Regions from separate parts of the Homo sapiens genome. Here region 2 is linked to region 1. A link is a loop called in an ENCODE intact Hi-C map of the cell type or tissue named here. Cell type or tissue: OCI-LY7. All regions are shown on one strand.

Region 1 (8,000 bases):
GAGTGTGGGGAGATCATGACTTTAAGTGAGTCGGGATGAACTTTGTTGAGAAGGCGTTGCCTGAGCACAGAGTTGCCAAGGGGGCACTGGCCATGTGAACACAGGCAGGGGGATGGTGGCGGTGTGCCTGTTGCGTCCAAGGAACACCAAGGAGGCAGCAAGGCAGAGAGGAGGCGGAGAAGCCACAGAGGCTTCAGACAGTCACATCCCCTGGGGCCTGGTGAGGTTGGTAGGCAGGGAGGCTGGCCGCAGGTGGGAATGAGAAGGGGGCCACTGGAGGACTGTGAGCAAAGGAGGGGTGGCCTCTGAGTTAGGGTTTTGGAAGTTTGCTGTGTGGAGACTGGAGTGTGGGAGCAGGGGTGGAGGCAGAGAAGAGCTGGCAGGTGGTTATAGGAGCTCAGGCACAAGGCGGTGGTGGCTGGGACCAGTTGGGGAAGTGAGAATGGTAAGAAGTGGCCTGCCCCTGGCCTTATGTGGATGCTGGAGCTGGAAGGATTTCCAGGAACACGGGCTGTGAGGTGTGAGTGAGAGCAGTACCAGATGCCTCCAGGGCATTGTCCTGAGCAGCCAGAAGGATGTGGAGGGAGGCTGCTAACCAGGATGGGGATGGCTTTGTGGGGGCCGAGCAGGAGCTTGGGTACAGGCATGTTGAGTGTGAGCTATCTGAACATCTACGGAGAGACAGAAGGAACGTGGGTATCAAGAGTTCAGTTAGTATGCCGGGGCCCACAATACCGAATGGAACACATTGAGGGTATTGAAAGCCCCAAAACTGGATAACGTTTCTGAGAGAGTGAGTGTAGGTGGGCCAGGACTGAGCTCTGTGGCCCTCCCACATTAAGATGTGGAAAAAAGGAGATACCAGCAAAAGAGATGGAGAAGGAGGCCAGGCGCAGTGGCTCACGCCTGTAATGCAGCACTTTGGGAGGCCAAGGCGGGCAGATCACTTGGGGTCAGGAGTTTGAGACCAGCCTGGCCATCCCCGTCTCTACTGAAAATACGAAAAATGAGTCAGGCGTGGTGGTGCGCACCTGTAATCCCAGCTACTCGGGAGGCTAAGGCAGGAGAATCGCTTGAACCCGGGAGGCAGAGGTTGCAGTGAGCTGAGATTGCGCCACTGTATTCCAGCCTGGGTGACAGAGCACCAGAGACTCCATCTCCAAAAAAAAAAAAGGTGAAGGACTGACCAGGGAGGAGACAAGACTCTCCTAGAGTCCTAGAAGCCACGTGAGAGTGTGCTTGCAGGAGGGGAGAGCCCAGCTGTGTTGTGGCTGCCGATGGGGCAAATGAGGCAAGCGCAGTTGGTCCCCTGAGTCATCTGGTGGCAGCCATTGGTGGCATTGTCAAGACCTAGCCAGTGGACTGCAGGGGTGAGAGCCTGAGTTGCAGAGCATTGATGAGAGAGTAGGAGAGGGGCTGGAGAGGGCGAGTGGAGACAGCTCTTTCCAGGAGGTTGGCTGCAGACAGGAGTAAGGAAATGCAGCAGTAATGGCAGGGACGTGCAGCAGGAATTGTTTCTTCCCATCAGCTGTATTGAAGTATCATTGACAACAACTGTGTATCTTTATGGTGTACAATGTGCTGTTTTGATCTGTACGTTGTGAAATGATTAAATCAAGTTAATAAACATATTCATCACTTCACATACTTTTTTTTGGTGTTGAGACCATTTAGGATATAATCTCTTCACAATTTTCAAGGAAACAATCCTGTATTTTTTTATTTTTTTGAGACTGAGTCTTGGTGCGACGCCCAGGCTGGAGCGCAATGGCGTGATCTCGGCTCACTGCCACCTCTGCTTCCCGGGTTCAAGTGATTCTCCTGCCTCAGCCTCCCGAGTAGCTGGGATTACAGGCACCCACCACCATGCCTGGCTAATTTTTTTTTAGTAGAGACAGGGTTTCGCCATATTAACCAGGCTAGTGTGAGCCACTTTGTTCTGCTAACAGTCCAGTATTCTTAACTACAGCCACCATGCTGTCCCCTAACCCGCCAGAACTCATTCATCCTGTCCAACTGAAGCTTTGTACTTTTTGACCAGCATCCCCCCATCTCTCCCCTGCCCCGACCCCAACCTCTGGTAATCACCATTCTGCTCTCTGCTTCTATGCTCATAAGATTCCATATGAGTGAGATCATGTGGTATTTTGTCTTTGTGTGCCTGGTTGAGTTCACTTAGCATAATATCCTCCACGTTTATCCGTGTCATCACAAATGACAGGATTTTCTTCTTTTTTAAGGCTGAGTAGCTTTCCATTGTGTATATACGTCACGTTTTGTTTATTCATCTGTTGATGGACACAGGTTGATTCTGTATCTTGGCTATTGTGAATAGTGCTGCAATAAACATGAGAGTGCAGATAAATAACTCTTCGACATACTGGTTTCATTTCCTTTGGATAAATATGCAGTAGTGGGATTGCTGGATCATATGGCAGCTCTATTTTTAGTTTTTTGAGGACCCTCCATGCTGTTTTCCATAACGGCTGTACTAATTTACGTTCCTACCCACAGTGTACAAGGGTTCCCTTTTCCCAGTCCTCACCAACATTTATCTTTCTTCTATTTTATAACAGCCATCTTAACAGGTGTGAGGTGCTATCTCATTGTGGTTTTGATTTGCATTTCTCCGATGATTGGTAATGTTGAGCAGCTGGTCATACACCTGTTGGCCGTTTGGATGTCTTCCTTGAGAAATGTCTATTTGCATCCTGTGTCCATTTTTTAATCAGGTTATATTTTCCTGCTATTGAGTTGTTTGAGTTCCTTGTATATTTTGGATATTAACCCCTTATCAGACCTATTTTGCAAACAGTTTCTTCCATTTGGTAAGTTGTCTCTTCACTCTGTTGATGGTTTCCTGAGAATTTTTGTTTTTTGGAGGTGGAGTCTCATTCTGTCATGCAGATCTTGGCTCACTGCAACCTCTGCCTCCCTGGTTCAGGCGATTCTCCTGCCTCAGCTTCCTGAATAGCTGGAATTACAGGCGTGTACCATCATGCCCGGCTAGTTTTTGTATTTGTAGCAGAGACGAGGTTTCACCATGTAGGCCAGGCTGGTCTTGAACTCCTGACCTCAAGTGATCCGCCTGCTTCGGCCCCCAAAGTGTTGGGATTACAGGTGTGAGCCACTGCGCCCGGCCTCCTGAGAATTTTTTTTGAAGAGAGACAATCAGCATTCAGCAGTTGTTTATGAAGTGCCTGCTATGTGCCAGGTACCAGGCTACTATCTGACTTAAAATGGGGAACAAGACAGAGTTCCTGGGTACGTGGGATTTCCATTTTACTGGGAATCACGGTGAAAGAGGCAGGAATGGCCACTGATGGCTCTGCTTAGTTCCACATGCTCACAACCATTGGTCTACTGGCCTCCTCCACTTGGACTTATGATAGCTAAAGCAGAACATCTGCTTTTCCCACCAAAACTTCAATTTCTCCACCGTCTTCCCCACTGTATTAGTTTTCTTTTGGTGTGGCAACAAATGGCTGATAACAAATTATCTTACAGATTTGGAGGTCAGAAGCCGTGGATTTCAATGGGCTGAATGAGGTGGTGGCAGGGTTGTATTTGTTTCCATAGACTCTAGGGGAGAATTCCTTTCCTTGCTCATTCCGTTGTTGACAGAATCCAGTTCCGAGTAGCTGAATGACTAAGGTTCCCGCTTCTGGTTGGCTCTCAGCTGGGGGCTGCCCTGAGCTCTGGAGGCCCCCAGAACCCAGAACAAGCAATGGCATGTTGAGTCCTTTTCATTCTTGGAATCCGACTTCCTGTTCTCCTGCTTCTCCTCTGTGGTTGTCTTCTGCCATCCCTCTCTTCTGCTTTCGACTGGAGGGCATTCTCTGCTTTTAAGGGCTCACGTCATTAGATTGGGCTCACACAGGTAATCCAGTATACTCTCCTATCTCAAGGTCTGTAACTCTAATTATATCTGCAAAGTCTCTTGCTATGTGCAGCAACATATTCACAGCATCTTTGGGGCATGGGCATCTTTGGGGGCCATTCTGCCTACCACTAGCATCTCTCTCTCTCTCTCTCTTTAAGAGAGACAGGGTCTTGCTCTGCCATCCAGCCTGGAGTGCAATGGCACATCTATAGCTCACTGAAGCCTTTAACTCTTGGGATCAAGCGATCCTCCTGCCTCAGCCTCCTGAGTAGTTGGGAAGTTGGAACTACAGGCACGCACCACCATGCCCGGCTTATTTAAAATTTTTTTTTTTTTTTTTTGTAGCATCAGGGTTTCTCTGCATTGCCTAGGCTGGTCTCGAACTCCTGATCTCAAGTAGTCCTCCCACCTCAGCCTCCCAAAGTGCTAGGATTACAGATGTGAGCCACCGCACCCAGCACCCACTCATAAATGCCACCTCTTGGTTGCTCAAACCAGAAATCTGGGAGTCATCCTGTGTTTTTCCGCAGACTTTGTCTCTGATTTACAATCTATAGCCAGTCCTGCCAGTTCCAAAATATACCCTGGAGATGAATGGCCATTTGTGACTGTCCTCACTGCTATCGCCTGGGTCAGGCCCCCAGAGTCTCTTTGCCTGGGATGCTATTGTAGCTCTGAGCTGGTCACCTGCTTTCCATCCTGGCTCCTGTGCAGTCTGCTCTTCACACAGCAGCCAGAGTGGTTTAGCAATCAGCAAACAGGTCACAGCTCCCAGCTCCCCTGATGAAAGGCCTCCAACAGCTTTGCCTCATCCTGAGAATAAGATATGAAGTTTCCCCTGCAGCCTCCAGCCCCGTGTCATCTGCCGCCACCTGCCGTCCTGCTCTGACCTGTCACCTCGTCTCTGTGTGTACCTTCTTTCAGTCACAGTGGCCTTTCTGTTCCCGGAAGAAGTCCCGCGTTCCCATGTCATCGCACTTGCCATTCCCTTTGCCAGAACATTCCCCCCGTGATAGCCCCATGATGGAGCTTCGAGTCAGTCAGTTCTCTGTGTGGTTGAGGTCTCCCCACAGAGGCCCAGCCTCCATGTCTGCAGGAGCTCTCCTGAGGCACCCTCTCCAGTGTATGTTTTGCATAGAAATTGTTACTCCCGGAAATTCTCCTTACTTATCTGCTCATTTGCTGCAAGCCAGATGTAAGTGCTCAGCAGAACTGTCTCTCATGTTCCACTCCCCACAGGTCCCAGGGCCCTGACCCATGGCAGTCGCTCACAATGTATATACTGGGGCAGCAAATGCAGTGGTGGCATCAGAATTCCAGAGCCTTCTTGGAGAGTGAATGGTACTTCGCTGCCTTTCCATCTTAGTAGCTCAGAGGAAACGTGGAACTTGTAAGGGTTTGTGAGGTAGTTCCTGAATCAGACGTCTCCTCTGTTAAAGGTGCCCAGTGTGGAGAGCGTTGTTATTTTTTATCTAATATATAATGAGACACCAAGGAGGACTTCCAGCCTCCCTTGGGAAATTTCCCTGAGTCTCTGTCGGAGGAGGACTTGTGTCTTGTGTCATTCTCTCTCACTATGATAGCCTGGTACAAAGAGATCCTCCGTAGACAAGAGTTGTTCCATCAGCAGACAGAGAGCTGGATTCAGCCCTCTGGCAGGAGTGCCACGCCTCCCTCCCCAGATTCCCCCTCCTCTCTCTCCTGCCCTCTGCTTCCCCAGAGCTTCCTTGCTTTGGCTTCCTAGACATAATTAAGATTTTCCGGGAAGTTGTCTAGGCTGTACATCATCTCCGTGGGCTTTTGAAATAGCCTCTGGTTTGTCATTTATTATATCGTTCCGATTTGTCAAGGTCTCCTTCTCAACGTGGGGAAAAAAAATGCACTCCGCTTCCAGGTGTACATGGGAATCGTTTAAAATACAGCGTGATTACAGCTGGGCCACCTGGCTGCTCGTTCTACCCCGTCTTTGAGAGGAGGCAGCATTGGCTGTGCTGGCTTGGTGTAGCCACTGGCTAAGAAGGTGTCCTCCTCCTCTCTGCCCCTGCCTCCAGCCTGAGCAAGCCCTAGTTCTGCTGGGTGAGGGGGATGCTGGGATGTTTCTCTGCCTCCTCCAGCCCGCAGCCCCCACCTGGCTCCCCGCAGCTTTTATGAGAGCTGTGGCGCAGAGGACTGAGGAGCGGATTGAAGCCAGCCCAGGGTCACGTGTGGCTTTATGGATGAGAGCCCTTGAATATGATTGTCTTCCTATTTTCTAGTTTTTCTTACCTTTGGGACATTTTCTCATCACCTAATGCTAGTCTTCAAACTGTAAGGTACATCAAAATCACCCTGGATAGTTATTAAAATGCAGATTCCTGGCCCTCGTCTCCGATCCACGGAATTCGTTTCTGGGAACCGAGACCCACGAATCTGCATTGTAACAAGTTTCCCCTTCCCTCCCAGCCCTCCCCATGTGACTTTGATGAGCGTGGTTCAGGGTCCCCCTTTGAGCCCTGCTGATATAATGGACCTCTCTGCTCAGATCACCGCCACATCCAAAGTGCCCTGCCACCCCCTAATCCCCCGCTGCCTCTGCCTCTGCCCCATGAATGCAGCCGCTCAGGTCTTTGCTCCTGCTGATGCGCGGCCACGTTCCTCCAGTCTTCTCTTCTGTTCCTGCAGGAGACAGCTGCCACATTGAGGCTTCACAGGCACTTCTCTGTGACCCCTTTTTTCTCTCCATTGTGACCTGACCCTATGGCATTCTTCAGAATTCATAAGGGAAGTGAGCTTTCAACGTGATTTCTTTTTTAAACCTATCTTTTTTATCCCCTTGAAACATGAGACTTTGCCTTGACCTTGGGTTTCAGGGATGATGAGTCCTCTTCTGCTGGTGCTACAGGCGTCCTTGTTCCAGCCTTGACATTGTTTTCCTTGTAGGTTCCTGGAGCAGGGATACATTCTGGATTTCCAACATGAATTGTGTGAGATTTTTGTTGTTCTTTTAACCTCCCTGTTACCGTCTTCCTTCTCATCCTTCATCTGTTGTGCGCCTGGTGCTCCTTGAGGACTTTGTATTCTTGGCTTTGGGCTTCCTTCCCATGCGGCTTGAGGCGCTGGCCCATGTTATCTGTTGTTGTCTAGAAGTCTCTCCACAAAGCCCAGCCCCTTGCAGATGATTTGTCTTTGCCTTCTGAGCTTCTCTTTTCTCTCATGTGGGGTGGGGGCATCCATGTCCTCCTGGTCTCTTGGAGTGCGTTCCACCTTCTCCGTCTGCTTGCTCTCCAGGGCTTTCTTAGCCAGGTCCCCGGCTGGAGTGGATGTTTGCTATGAGCTTGGGTCTGTGCACGCGTCCCCGGCTGGAGTGAGTGAGTGTTGAGCTCAGGTCAGTTCACACGCCCCCAGCTGGAGTGAGTGTTCGCTGAGCTCCAGTCTGTGCATGCGCCCCCGGCTGGAGGGAGTGTTTGCTGAGCTCAGATCTGTGTGCGTGTGCCCGGCTGGAGTGAATGTTTGCTCTGAGCTTGGGTCTGTGCATGCGTCCCCAGCTGGAGTGAGTGTTTGTTGAGCTCAGGTCAGTGCACGCGCCCCCGGCTGGAGTGAGTATTTGCTGAGCTCGGGTCTGTGTGCGCGCCCCCGGCTGGAGTGAGTGTTTGTTGAGCTCGGGTCTGTGCACGTGTCCCCGGCTGGAGTGAGTGTGTGCTGAGCTGGGGTCTGCGCATGAGTCCCTGGCTGGAGTGAGTGTTTGCTGAGGTGGGATCTGTGCATGAGTCCCCGGCTGGAGTGAGTGGTTCCTGAGCTCCAGTCTGTGCACGTGTCCCCGGCTGGAGTGAGTGTTTGCTGAGCTCCGGTCTGTGCGTGCGTCCCTGGCTGGAGTGAGTGTTTGCTGAGCTCGGGTCTGTGTGCGCACCCCCGGGTGAAGTGAGTGTTTGCTGAGCTCGGGTCTGTGCGCGCGTCCCCGGCTGGAGTAAGTGTTTGCTCTGAGCTCCGGTCTGTGCGTGCGTCCCTGGCTGGAGTGAGTGTTTGCTGAGCTCGGGTCTGTGCACGTGTCCCCGGCTGGAGTAAGTGTTTGCTCTGAGCTCCGGTCTGTGCACGTGTCCCCCGCTGGAGTGAGTGTTGGCTGAGCTCGGGTCTGTGTGCG
Region 2 (8,000 bases), 65 kb after region 1:
GTTTTTCTGCCCAGAGGCCCCTTTGGCATCGTGACTCAAAATTTTCTCTGGGTATTTTGCCTTCTTGCTGATGCATCGTTTGCCGGATGGGAACCAGCAGGTAGAGAGTGTTGGCTTTCTGCCTCCGGTCAGAGTCGGGAACGTGACTTGGATACAAACTCAGCATGGAGGGAGGCATGACTTGGGAGGGCAGAACCCGGCAGCTTCATTCCCATCCTCTGTTGGTGGGGAAGAGTGAGCAACTCACAGGTAGAACCAGGACAGTAGTCAGGGCTGTTTAAAAATTTAGGGCTCCTGGCTGGACGCGGTGGCTTATGCCTGTAATCCTGTTCCTGGACCAAACCGAGGGTTGCGCTGCTTGTTCTTATGGCCCAATAACAAGATGCAGATGAACTGGGAAGAGAAGAATTTTTTTTTTTTCTGTAACGAGGTACAGGGAGAAGGCTTAGAAATTATCTGCAGACCAACTCAAAATTACAAAGTTTCCCGGAGCTTACATACCTTCTAAGCTACGTGTCCACGTGTAAGTGTGCATTCCTCTAGAGACCTAAGTGATCAGCTTCTTCTAGTCTATGACTAAGGTCTGAGTCCTGAAGACCTTCCTCTAGAGCTTCAGTAAATTTACTTAATCTAAATGGGTCCAGGTGTGGGCGTGATTACCCTTATCTTGTCTCCTGCTAAATCATGGAGGTTTGGGGAGTCCCTTCAGACCCCCAGTAAACTTGTTTGTGGAGGCCTGGGGAGTTTCTTCACATCCCCAGTAAAACTTGTTTAATCCTTCGTTATCTTGTCATGCTTCAAGGCCCAGGAAAGGCCTGGGCACAACTAGGGGTGGGCTTTTGTTACATTCCAGCCCTTGTATAAGGGCAGTAGCTCTCTCAGCTTTTAATATTTAACTTAACCACTCAGTCAGTGCTGACACAATTGTTATAGAGGCCTGTGTTAGTGAGAACTGGCCTGCCACAATCCCAGCACTGTGGGAGGATCATTTGCGGCCAGGAGTTCGAGACCAGCCCAAGCAACATAGACCGTCTCTACAAAAGTAAAAAGTTAGTTGGGCATGATGGTGCATACCTGTAGTTCCAGCTACTGGGGAGGCTGAGGTGAGAGGATTGCATGAGTCCAGGATACTGAGGCTATAATGAGCTATGATCACCCCAGCCTGGGTGACAGAGCGAGACCCTGTCTTAAGAAAAAATTAGGACTCCTATCCCACCTCTTCAGAGACACTCATATAAAAATACAGTGTTTCCAGCTGCCATTTGTTGAGTACCTGTTGGCGGTGAGCCAGACTGTTGATCTGTGATGTTGTGTTAAATCATCCTGGCAAGGAGTGAGGTAGTGATGAGGAGGGCTGGTTTCACAGACCAGGAAACTGACCCGCCAGGAGGAGAGAAGATTGTCTCGGCCATAGCTCTCTGTAGTGTGCTCTGGGCTCTGTGTGCCCAGAGCAGCTCAGCCCAGATCCACACCACAGCCCCAGGTGGTCAGTATCACTGCAGCTTTGTTAACTATGGAGACTTCAAAGCAGGAAGGGGGAGGGATGCACACCCTTTCTCTTGGAAATTTCCTGGAAGGCAAGAACTGCTCGGGCTCAGCCATAATTAGTTCCTTGGTGGCAGGTTTCTTCAGCCTCCCACATGGGAAGAAACCCGAGTAGGTTGTGGAAATGCGGGTTCCAGGAAGCCTTGCCTGACAGCTCCTGGCTGGACGTGGCTGCATCTCGTCACTGGTCTCCCTGCTCCTGGGGAGCTGCCACCTCTCTGCAGTCACCTTCCAGTGGGGCAGACACAGATGGGTCCTAAGGAGAGAGATGAACAAAGTAATCACTACTGTGCTAAGACATAGTACGCTTGAGAGACAGAGTAAAGGGCCGACCCTGACTTCCCAGGGGGAGGTCTCCCTCTGTGCAGGTGTCCTTCCAGGATGAGAAGGGGCCAGGCAGCTGGAGACTTGGGCAGGAGCATAGCAGGCAGAGAGGGCACAGCCTGTGCACCAGCCCTGCCATTGGAAGGGGCTTGGAAGGAACTGCAGGAGAGTCACCGAGAGCCAGAACCATGCCTGTCTTCCTGCCGCAATGCCTGTGCCCAGCATGGGGGCTGGTGCGTAGCAGGTATTTATTTTTGTCCTGAATGAATGTGAAGACAGGAAGCGCTCAGCCACCATCATCAGCCCCAAGCTGTGGGAAGCAGAGGTCAGAGGCTGGGAACCGTGACACGTTACTGGTGCTTTTTTGGTGACCTCACTGGAGAATACTTAAGATTAACCATGTGTGTGTTTGTGTATGGATGTGAGTGATCCCTCACTCATCCCTTCTAGAATGTTCTGAATTGCCCACTGTGTTCCAGGCAGTGTGTCATGTGCTGGGGAAACTAAGATCACTCCAGCATAGACCAATTTCAGGGAACTCAGTTTAGATAAATGAGGCCGATAAGAGAACAACATCACCATGCATTGTGACAAAATGACACTGACTCTTCCTTCCAAACTCAAGAGTTGTGATCTAATCAGAATCGTGTTCCAATTCTTTAGATGAAAAGGCAATTGGGAGTTTAAGCAAATCTGGGACCTGAGGTTGCCTTAGGTCCCACATTTGGGTGCTTAAAAGGATGGCGGCAGTGTTTAAATGTTGATAAACAAGAACAGAAAAAAGCAACACGTTTGTTTTTCGTTATCTGTCCATAGAGCAAATCAGGACTGAGGCGATAAGGCCTGAGCACAACCTGTTGAAGAAAATCCTCACCCTCCTCATCTAGCCTCCTCCAGGAGGTCCTTACCACCATCCCGGTTCCCTCCGCTGCCTCCTCCAGGTCTCAGCTTCCCCATGACTTCCAGAGTGTCCCTTCTGTCAGCTGCCACACTGCTCTGTTCCTACCACATCCCAGTCTCACCCCACCACAGTTACCACTCCTGCTCAGACCTCATAGTCCCCCTTAGTTCCCCACGCAGGGACCAAAGCCACCTTGTCTTCTCCAGCGGCCACCCTCCCCCTCAGAACAGGGACACTCCATTGGAGTAGGTTCACTGTGTCCTGGAGGAATGACTTCCCAAACCCAGTCCGACCTAGCTAGAGAAAAACATCTCAGCCTTTCAGAATTTAGCCCCCACACTTCCACCTCTGGAATCACAGTGATTCCCAGGCCAGGCCTGGGAGTGAGGACAGGTGACCTGTGTCAAGGGCATATGACGTCATCTGTCATAGCTATTTCTTTCTTCCGTGGAACATTGTTGCAGAGCCTTTGAGAGAGCGGGGGGAGGAGTGCTTTGTTTTTGGAGCTGTGCAGGTGGTTGAGAGATTAGGGGATGAGCTCCAGTGAGCAGATGAGCTCAAAGAGGGCGCTGAGAGCTGGGCTGAAAGCGCACGCTGGAGTGAGTGTGTAAGTGGGCCTCCAACCAGCCTGTGGATACCCAGGTCTTATGAGGGCCCCGGGGAGAAGAAACTTGGGCCCAAACAGATGGCAGGTGTAAGAGTCATAGATCTAGTTCTCAGAGGACAAACACATGCTACCACCCACTCAAAGAGCACAGGTCCTGATGGGACTTCCTTGGTGGGGTGGGGAAGACAGAGAGCCGGGGATATCACAGCTGTGCCAGGGAGGTGGCCCAGCGTGGATGAGCTTTGGGATTTGTGTTAGTTAGGGCCCCGATTCTGGCTGACTCAAACATCAAAGCACCTGTCGTGGTTCACGTGATGGTGAAGTCCAGGTAAGGGGGGATTCCAGAGGAGGTTCAGGCTGTCGTCGGGGTCCCGGTCCTGTGTCTGCGTGACACAGTCCTACCTGGTTCCCTTCACTGGAGGAAAAATGGCTCCAACAGTGCCAGGCTTCTCCCTACCTGCAGGTTGAGAACAAATGCTTGTCCCTGCGTCCTAAGCAGGGGACCTAGGGTAGAACCCATAAGGCCAGTCACGCTAGTGATGGGAGTGGGGAGAACTCCCTGAGTGGCCTAACCTACATCCTGTGTTCCACGCTGGAGCTGGGCGAGGAGTCAGCTTGCCCAGAACTGCATAGGGTCTCTGGTGGAAATCAGGGGCTATCGCAAGAGAGGGCAGGGAGGGGACCCTGGACTCCAGCACCTAGTGTTCATGACAGTTCTCTTGGGATTCTGTCCCATGTAAAGTACAGAGTCTAGTCCTGGATTTGAGAAACTTCTCTGATCACATATCCAATTGTTAAAAAGAATTGTGGGTTACTGCAATATACATTTGTTTGTTTGTAGTGTACATAGATTCTTTATAATATACAAAACAAAAATCAGGAACTTATTAAAGATGATGAATAGAAACTAAGGTGGAGTTCTAATACTCCTTTGGGTAACTTGGGGATCATCTCAAGCATCCTGTGCTGGAGACCTCTATTAGGATGCAGTCACTGGGGACTACCATTAGGACGCGGTCGCTGGGGACCACCGTCAGGACTTGGTCACTGGAGACCACCGTCAGGATGCAGTCACTGGAGTTACTGGGGGACCACCGTCAGGATGCAGTCAGTAGGGGGCCACTGTCAGGATATGGTCACTGGAATCACTGATGACCACTGTCAGGATGCGGTCACTAGGGGACCACTGTCAGGATGCGGTCACTGGAGTCACTGGGGACCACTGTCAGGATGCGGTCACTGGAGTCACCGGGGACCACTGTCAGGATGCGGTCACTGGAGTCACCGGGGACCACTGTCAGGATGCGGTCACTGGAGTCACCGGGGACCACTGTCAGGATGCGGTCACTGGAGTCACTGGGGACCACTGTCAGGATGCGGTCACTGGAGTCACCGGGGACCACTGTCAGGATGCGGTCACTGGAGTCACCGGGGACCACTGTCAGGATGTGGTCACTGGAGTCACTGGGGACCACTGTCAGGATGTGGTCACTGGAGTCACTGGAGTCACCGGGGACCACTGTCAGGATGTGGTCACTGGAGTCACCGGGGACCACTGTCAGGATGTGGTCACTGGAGTCACTAGAGTCATTTCTGTGCTGTGGCATTTTAATGTCGTTACTTTGAGTCATTCCTTTTCTCCAGTCGTGAGTTGTGCTGTCTGCCCACCACTACTGATTTAATATTTTCTTTAAATTTTCTCTCACTTTTTACCTAAAGTAAACTCATTTGTAAAGAAAACGAGCATCATTTGCCATCAATAGAAAAATAACTTCAAAAGTACCATGATGAATACAAAACAGTAGGTTAGTGTCTAGTCAGCCACTGTAGTCTGCCTAGAGGTTTTAAAAAAAAAAAAAAATGGTGAACAAAGGTTAGCAGGCAAAGGCAGATGAGCCTCGACTTGAAAGACTGAGAAGGCATGAGAAAGGGAAAAGCTTTGTCTGGCATCCAGCATTGTTCACTGTCGTATCCAGGCACCACAGAAAACCATCTTGGTTTCCGAGTTCCATGCTTGGGGAGACACTGGTGGGGTGATTAAGGGTGTGGGCACTGAAGCCAGGTGGCCTGGAGTTTGAGTGCCATTTTTATCCCTTCCCTGTGCCTCGTCTTCTTCATCTGTGATGTGGACCTCCCTCCCAGAGATGTTGGGACTAGATGGAGCAGTATTTTCAAATGTCTTCATGTATGACATGCAGTTGTTAAGTACTAACTTTTATTATTACTGGTTTAAGTTGTTGTTTAAACTGTTCCAGACTTTTTAAGGAATATTTTCAATTTGAAAATATAGAGATTGATTGTAAGTGTTCTGTGATCAAACTGATCCTAGAGAAGAATATGACGTACTCCCTCAATTTATCCATGGGGCCTGAGATCCAGCCAGTCTGCAGAGACCCAGATTGGACCATCGCAGTGTGCTGGGGTTTGTTTCCTCATGTGATTATAAACTTTCACATGAGACTGGGACCTGTTCTAGGCATTTTTGGGGGTCATTCCATGGGCTTTTGGGGGGGTCCCATGAGTTTACATTGAGGACAGCATCCTTGGAGCCTCAGAAAACTGAGCAGCCCATCACCACTGGTCTCTCGGTGCTGCAGAGGCAACTTGGATGCCAGCAAGTTCCAGGCCAGTGGTATAATGAGGCATGAAGTCCCAGGAGGACTGGGAGGAAGACAGGAGTGTCCAAACAGGATGACCTTTCTCCTCTCCAGCTGATTCTCGCCCTGTGGAAATGCTCTTGGCATTTCAGTGCTGGCATCTGTTTTTTGTTTGTTTGTTTGTTTGTGGAGATGGAGTCAGGCCATGTTGCCCAGGCTGTTCTCAAATTCCTGGGCTCAGGCGATCCTCTGCCTCAGCCTCCCAAAGTGTTGAGATTCTAGGCCTGAGCCACTGTGCCTGTCAATGTTTTCTTTTTTAAAATTGTACTGGGTGAGCAAAACCTGTTTGCAACCTCTGGTCTAAGCCCATTTGTGAATTGATCCCCTTCCCCTCTCCTGCTACCTGCATTGTTGACTTTAAAGCTCTATTCTCGGCCCCCAGCCCATCTCCTAGTCCCTTTGATGATAAACAGTGCCATGAACACAGCTCAGAGCTGACAAACGGGCCTCCTGACCCAGCAATCCATCTATCTGGGAGGTTGCTGAAAACCGAAACCTCCCAGGCTACCCAAACACCCACTTCTGAAGCCCCCAAACTCCACTAGGTAATGAAAGATACCCAGGGAAATTAGAACAATGACAATAAAAACAGCGTTTCAACCGGGACGCAAGCTCTTGGGTGGCTTTACTCAGGAGGGTTTTTTCTCCCACTGGCCCTTTATATAATTCTCCACAGTGATGGGTATATTACAGCAATCTTGTAGAACGACAGCCTTGTGAAAGACAGAAAACAATGTAACTGCCCCCAGTTTTTAACTGACTTTCCTTTGCAAAATTTTGCCCTTCGCTAGCAATGTATCCCATCTCTACTTCTGCAGGCCCCTCCCTAATGGCAAGAAAGAATAGAAATCTGAAATGTCTGCATTTTGACTATAGCCCTTCCAGTGTGACCCTCTGAAAGGCATTTTTAAGAAAGAGCAGAAATGTTGGAATGTCACAGACATTTATTTGCATGGTATCATAACAGATTTTAATTTGACAAGGAAACCGCCTAAGAGGAAGGATTGAAAAGCCAATGCCAGGTAGAAGAGGTTTCCTTTGCGAAAATTATTTAAATGCATTCTGGCAGCTCTTATTTGAAGGTTAATTGTGATTCCGACTGTTAGGGAAAACCTAATTAACAATAATGGGAAAAAACTACATTTAAGTAATATTAAGGTTGTGACAAGCATTTTATAAAAGCAAGAACTCATTGCTGAAGTTTAGACTTGCTCTTCCAACCTGTGGCCCATTGTTCTCAGGTAGTGAAGCAGATAAAATGCATTAATTAAATATTTGGAAGCACTTTGCTGGTTCTTCTTATTTATTATCTTGTGTGAGGTTGACATCTTGGCAATTTCTGAGAACAAAAGAATATACAGAGAAGTAGATTTGCTCCTTATTTTATCAGCGGGATTATATTTAAATATAATTTTTGGCCAGGCACAGGGGGTTATGCCTGTGATCCCAATGTTTTGAGGGTCCAAGGCAGGAGAATTGCTTAAGGCCAGGAGTTCAAGACCAGCCTGGACAACACAACAAGATCCTGTCTCTAAAAATTTTTTAAAGCTATTAGTTGGGTGTGGGGGCATGTACCCGTAGTTTCGACTGTTCAGGGAGACTGAGGCAGGAAGATTGCTTGAGCCCAGGAGGTCGAGGTTGCAGTGAGCTGTAATCACACACTGCATTCCAGCCTGGGCACCAGAGGGAGACCCTGTCTTTTTTTCTTGTTTTTTGAGATGGAGCCTCACTCTGGTGCCCAGGCTGGAGTGCAGTGGTGCGATCTTGGCTCACTGCAACCTCTGCCTCCCGGGTTCAAGCGATTCTCGTGCCTGGGACTACATGCACGTGCCACCACGTCTGGCTAATTTTTGTATATTTTTTAGTAGAGATGGGGTTTCGCCATGTTGGCCAGGCTGGTCTTGAACTCCTGACCTCTCAGGTGATCTGCCCGCCTTGGCCCCACAAAGTGCTGGTATTACAGGTG

Evidence for each region. Hi-C counts contacts between places; a loop is a spot of excess contacts. Peaks named below come from ENCODE experiments on the same cell type or tissue, not always from the same donor. Only the 100,000 strongest peaks of a DNase experiment are listed, where the experiment ranks them.
Region 2: it touches region 1 in a loop (3-fold over the local background); 3 of 110 quality-filtered maps call a loop at or near these places.

What each region holds. Positions count from the first base shown.
Region 1 is chr16:12,253,485-12,261,484 of GRCh38, forward strand. The region is part of intron 14 of SNX29 (sorting nexin 29); the gene reads left to right. Among named protein-coding and RNA genes, the nearest start is that of SNX29-AS2, 120 kb to the right of the region's middle. RefSeq lists an enhancer at 7,869-8,000. In OCI-LY7, CTCF peaks have their summits at 4,770 (motif pointing left), 4,970, 7,294 (motif pointing left) and 7,493 (motif pointing left); DNase peaks (open chromatin) are centred at 427, 2,647, 4,727, 7,277 and 1 weaker place; H3K4me3 peaks cover 3,266 bases; H3K27ac peaks cover 7,113 bases.
Region 2 is chr16:12,318,295-12,326,294 of GRCh38, forward strand. All of the region lies in intron 15 of SNX29 (sorting nexin 29), which reads left to right. Among named protein-coding and RNA genes, the nearest start is that of SNX29-AS2, 50 kb to the right of the region's middle. In OCI-LY7, no CTCF peak of the experiment used is centred here; DNase peaks (open chromatin) are centred at 1,385, 2,147, 3,337, 4,919 and 3 weaker places; H3K4me3 peaks cover 4,592 bases; H3K27ac peaks cover 7,594 bases.